Linked DNA regions of Homo sapiens: region 1 is linked to region 2. Evidence: chromatin loops called from intact Hi-C (ENCODE). Cell type or tissue: GM12878. All regions are shown on one strand. Links, peaks and the distances in the headings refer to the core of each region. The heading gives the core; the rest is flanking DNA. Region 1 overlaps LOC105375085 (a long non-coding RNA gene). Region 2 has its middle 630 kb from the start of PKHD1.

What was found. Peaks named below come from ENCODE experiments on the same cell type or tissue, not always from the same donor. Only the 100,000 strongest peaks of a DNase experiment are listed, where the experiment ranks them.
Region 1: a loop joins it to region 2, with 5 times the contacts of the local background. A loop is called at or near these places in 2 of 110 quality-filtered maps.

What each region holds. Positions count from the first base shown.
Region 1 is chr6:51,397,482-51,400,404 of GRCh38, forward strand. LOC105375085 (a long non-coding RNA gene) reads right to left here. Exons shown (of 3, transcript XR_926868.1): 3 at 840-1,206. Among named protein-coding and RNA genes, the nearest start is that of TFAP2B, 580 kb to the left of the region's middle. In GM12878, for the core only: a CTCF peak has its summit at 1,517; a DNase peak (open chromatin) is centred at 1,070.
Region 2 is chr6:51,459,158-51,462,080 of GRCh38, forward strand. No RefSeq gene overlaps it. Among named protein-coding and RNA genes, the nearest start is that of PKHD1, 630 kb to the right of the region's middle. In GM12878, for the core only: no CTCF peak of the experiment used is centred there; a DNase peak (open chromatin) is centred at 1,064; H3K27ac peaks cover 1,481 bases.

The sequences.
Region 1 (2,923 bases), core at 172-2,671, 62 kb before region 2:
GACAACAACTTTCTGTAGTATTTTCTATTTCTCCAAGTTACAGATGAGAATTTGGGGTCCAGAGAGATTGAGTAACTTGCCCATGGTTACATATTAGGAAATAATACACATGATTCAGATCCATATAGTCTTGTCGCACAGCCTTCTCTTTTAACAAATACACCCTATTGTCTCTGTCATTCTTTACTGTCCTGCAAAAGAAATGTATCACCTGTGTTTTAAGAATTAAAGAGAAAAATTTTGTGGTTGGCTAATCTGGTCTTGATGCCTGATTATAAAAAAAAAAAACAAAAAAAAAATCTATAGCATTGTCAACAATCTATTTCCTATTTCTAAAAGAACTTTTAATTTTCTCACTAGCCTTAAAAAAAGTGTCTTTTTTAAAAAAGCAGCTGACTTTCCATCTTATTAAATGTCTACCTTGCATAATGTCAGAGAAACTCATTCTAATGCTGCCCAGGAAAACTAAGATTAATTGGAGTTAAATCCGATTGAAGGCTATGTAAGCTATGTTCTTTTGGTTACCAGATCCACTCTTCTGTTTGCATGGATCAGCATCCTACCTATTTTTCCAACTCCCAAAAGTATTAGAAGCCACAAGCACAGCTCGCTCCATTTCTCTTCTCTTTTTATGCCTCCCCTTTTCCTTGTAACCAGTATTATCCATGGGAGAGGTTCCACATGGGATTTTCCAAGAGGCCAGGCCAGCTTGACACACAGGGCCCTTCCTTACTCAGCCCAACCGCAACCCTCTTCCACCTCCTGCTTCCCCTCATCCTTTTGATTGTGTGTGCTTTTCCCTTTCATTACTGCTAATGGCTCTGAATGGGTCTCTTGTGCATAAGGAGAGACAATAGTCTTCATTTAATGGTATTATTTACAATAGGAAAAATAGTTTTAAAAAGAGAAAGTGGGAGAGACAGTTATAGCAAGAGGCTTGACTGTGAAGCCTCTTTTATTAGGGGTCTGGCACCCTCCTCACCTTTTCCTGGCCATCAGCCAAGCTCTCCTTCACTCCAGAGCGGCCCTTGAGTTTTGCTACAGTTTCCGTATGATGCCACAGCAGCCAGGCTCTATGGTGTGACTCATTTCCGCAGCAAGAGTGCTCCAGTACATTAACAGCTTTCTCTTCTTTGATCAAGTGAGACCAGGGCATCCATTCTCATGGCCAGTGTTTTCATATGATTAGTCTTTTCCCAGGCACACCTGCATGGAGGACAGAAGGCTGCCTGTAGAGGAAGCTGCTGAGCCTGATTTCATTGGAAGAGTAGGTGAAGAAGGGACAGCTGAGACCCCGGGGCTACTCTGGCCCAGGCATGGTCCTTGTGAGAATTTGAAAACTCTGTCTTCTTTGAGCCAGTGGATTAGGAAGAGTCGCCTGTCTCAGTGGACACAGCCCTACAAGCCCCCCACTGAGGTCCACACACACTTTGCACAAATGCAGGACTACATGCAGCAACTTGAGCAGGATTTGATGTCTCTACCAGCCATTTGAGCTTCAGCTGACAATAGCAGTGACATAGTGCCCCGGCAGAGGGCATGGTACCTACGCCCAGACTGTGTCTAGAGTTTGAATCTCGGGTTTACCATTCGTTGCCTGTGCAGGTCTATTATCTTGGGCAAGTTATTTACTTGTTCCATGTCTCAGTTTCCTTATCTGTGAAATGGTTATGCAATAATAGCATCTAATTCAGAGGTCACTGGAAGGATTATGTGAGGAAACTTACAGAAAGAATGCAGAACAATGCCAACCATAAAGAAAGCTCTCATCAAATGCTGTCTGTTGTGACTTATAAATAGCAAAGTGCTAAGGTAACCTAGACCTTAGCAAAAATTGAAAATTGCTGATGTTACCTCCAGGAATTCCAGCCTTATCCTCTGTACTTTTTTTAATTATCTGAATTCTCCCCATTTTTGAGTAAAATAACCAATAATGACTGACCTTTACTTTGTGTTCATTATATGTCAGACTCTATGTTAAATACTTTGCAAATATGATATTGTTTAATCATCCCAACAACTTTCTGAAATAGGTTCTTCTATTAACCCTGTTTTTCAGATGAAGAGCTTGATGCTCATAGAAGCTGAGCAACTTGTTTAAGGTCCAAAAGCCAGCAAGTGGCTCAGGTGGCATTTGGGAAAACCTCTTATCTGTATAAATATGCATAAATTTAATACCTTAAGGTATTGCTTTTTTTCTTTCCTACTTTTGTGTCGTAAAATTGTATATTTCTTAATATTCCTGCTGACTCCTTTCTGAAAGCAGAGATCACAGTATGGCCCCTTAAGACCTTACAAATAGTTTGGTATGACTGCCTATTTAGAAATAAAATGAAAGTGGTAAACTTATAAATGAAAACATCCTACCCACAATGGTATGAGTTTAAAATAAAGTATAATGAATTGCCCCTTCCAAGGGGCACATTTAGTGTGGAACAAAGAAATCAGTCACATCCTCTCAAATGCCAGCGAGGCTGGTGGAGATGGGTTGAGGCTCTGTGGGTTGCTCAGTGTCTTCAAAATCAAAGCATTATCAGCCATAACCACTTTTGTGTATTTTTAAGTCTGGTTCTATCTTGTGTCCTCGCTAGTTTTTCTTTTTCTTTTTTGTTTTTTTGTTTTTTGTTTTTTGTTTTTGTTTTTCGAGACAGTCTCGCTCTGTCGCCCAGGCTGGAGTGCAGTGGCACGATCTCAGCTCACTGCAAGCTCCACCTCCCAGGTTCATGCCATTCTCCTGCCTCAGCCTCCCAAGTAGCTGGGACTACAGGCGCCTGCCACCATGCCCAGCTAATTTTTGGGATTTTTAGTAGAGATGGGGTTTCGCCGTGTCAGACAAGATGGTCTCGATCTTCTGACCTCGTGATCCGCCCGCCTCGGCCTCCCAAAGTGCTGGGATTACAGGCGTGAGCCACCGCGCCTGGCT
Region 2 (2,923 bases), core at 100-2,599:
CAATGCCTTACTCTATACATGTTCAATATAGTCTTACTTTACTTACTGGTAAATGGGAAGATATTCAGGCTACTAGTCCTTCTAGGTAGTAATGTTACAGATGAAGAATTAACTAAATGGTTCTACTTCAGATTATATAAACTACAACACTATGGAGACTTTCCTTTTGTATTAGTACCAAAAACTGATAAGACATTTTCCTCCATGCTATGGTCTGTAGACCACGGGTAGATAGGGTTGACAAATTATGGCCCATGGGTGTGTAGCCATCTTTTTTTTATAAATAAAGTTTTATGGAAACACAGTTACATTCATTTATTTATGTATTGTCTATGGTATCTTCTGCACTACAATGGCAGACTTGAGTAGTTCAGATAGAGACCATATGACCTGCAAAGCCTATAAAGTTTATTATTTGGCCCTTTACTGAAAAACTTTGCTGACTCTGGTATAAACTCACACTATACTGTATACTATAGTATATAGTACACTACACTATACTATACTGTACTATATTGAGTTCCTTGCTGCCAAAGAAGAAAAAAATAAAACTAAAGTGAAGAAGTCATGCTTTAGCTTTTTAATCTCTTGTGGCCCATTCAAATTAATTAATGTTTATCAATTTGTCCTCTGAAAGTGACTATAAAAATAATATCAATATATACAGGCATATGTTACAATTTATTATTCAACATTCCAGTTTTTTTAACAAAAAACAAGCATAACATAATTCCTTGTAATCCACAGTTCACCTTAAGTATGTATTTACATCTGTGTAGCCTTACATCAACTAGTTTATAATTTTATGATACTGCCATGTCTATATGCATGTGGTGAAACCAGATAGAATTGAAAGTTCTAATTGCTTTCCTTGTCAGGATTTCACAAGACAGTCTTGGATTCCAGGAGTCATGTCCTGATTCCTGCTATTCACAGGGCTATGTGAAAGAAGATTGTTAAACTGGGCCAATAAAACAAATTTTGTACACAAGCACAGCTTTTGTTTACTCTGAAAGCTCACTGAGTGTCATTTTTGTTTTTGCTATCACCTTGGGGATTGTGCATCTCCCTAGAGAAATGTTGCGTGAGTAGGGGCTATAAAGAGTTAAGAGAAAACAGAAAGTGAGAAATGAGAGGGAACTCCAGTCCCTGCGGCTTCCTATTTACTTTGCTTTTAAAAAAATTCCCCTAGTCTTTACTGAGATTCATCAGTACTTTTTGAAATCATAAAGTGTGTTACCCTGTTCAGGACCCAGAGAATTTTATAGTACATACAACTTCCCTGTGGGTCTTAAATTTAGTCTGATCAGTATTCATCATTCCTGTGAAGAACAAACAAAAACATAGTCCCACTGGGAAGACAGAATCTCAAGCATGAATTAGACTCCTTTTGTTCTTTTACTCTTTCCTTCCCTTGAATCCATAACCCAGCTCTGTCAAAGTCAAATAACTAGCAAGTAACATGAAACAATAAAGCATCAGCCACGTGAAACTTCTCTAGGAAAAGAAAAGTAGTGGGATTCGGAACCATGTCAAATTACTTTCAGAGACCCTTGAAAGGTATTTTTTAAAGGCATATCGTTACGAAGTAAAAGAAAAAGCAAGAATGAACATAAAAACAAGAAAACAGATTAGGAATCTTAAATAGTTATAGATTTACCAACTGAATATGAATTTTGGCAACAGTGCCCTGCAACCATGTACATTTTCTTTTAAGAATAAGAGAGGGAGAGAAAGGAGAGAAACAAAGAGAGAGAGAGAGAGAGAGAGTGAGAAAGAGAGAGACGTTACTGACCAACGTACAAAGACTTTGGCAACACAATACTTTGCCCTGCCAACAAACTAATTGAAAGATAGAAGGATGAGAGTCCAAAAAGTCTAATTTTCTTTTTGTGATTATGTTTTATCAAGTCATTTGCTTTCACCCAGAATTGGAGACTGAGACAGCTTGCATCTTCCTCTATCCCTCTTCACTCCTTCACCACCCATCACCAGTTAGGTGAGGAATTAAGTTGAACAAGATTGAATTCAAGGATTTAGAGAATGCAACAATCCTATAGCTATATTAAGAACTCATTTTAGTCCATCAATTTTCCTTCAAAATTCTTAGGTAACTATTTGATTTTCTAAGACATCTTGGGGAAATTTCCTATCCTTCCTTAATTGAGTAATTTATAATGCTAATGAGCTATATGGGTTCACAAATTTAGTTTTCTGGTTTACATTCTTCCATGGCAGATTTGTATGTCTCCTTCCTCTCCTAGCTGATTGGGAACCAGAGCCCCTGTGAAAAATACCTCTAGCATTTGTAAGGGAGAAGAAAGACGGATTTTGCTGGGATCTTGGTATTCCTCACAGCACAGACTAAACATTCCAAAGTGCTCCAGAAACACAGCATACTGTAGGTTGAAAGAAAACTTTGACACCATATAATTCAACTTATTAACTCAGTTTCTGTCATAGCTTTGTTCACACACTGTAGGAAGTAAAGTTAACTTCCACCAACATCAAGTACCTTGACGTGGCTTAGCGTGATGGAAAGTGGAACCAGTTATAGACTCAGATGATCTGAGATCAAATCCTAACTCTGCTACTTGCAGAGTTGTAGGATGGTGGGCATCATTTGAATTTCCAAAACCTCAATTTCCTAATCTAACAAAGATAATAACAATCTCTTTTGTCTCTACCGCATAAGGTTATCATGTTAATAATATGAAGAAATGAATGTAAAGGCACTTTGTAAACTGTAGGTGAGGTACCACATGAAATCAAGGGATTATTCCACTCCATCTTATAAAGGAGCATGACGTATTAAACAAGGAAGTGGGGACAATGAGTCATGGCTACAAGTGATGCCATGACTTTCATATAGGATACCATCTCTAAATGGAGGCAACTTTCTTCTTCAGATAGAAAATACATT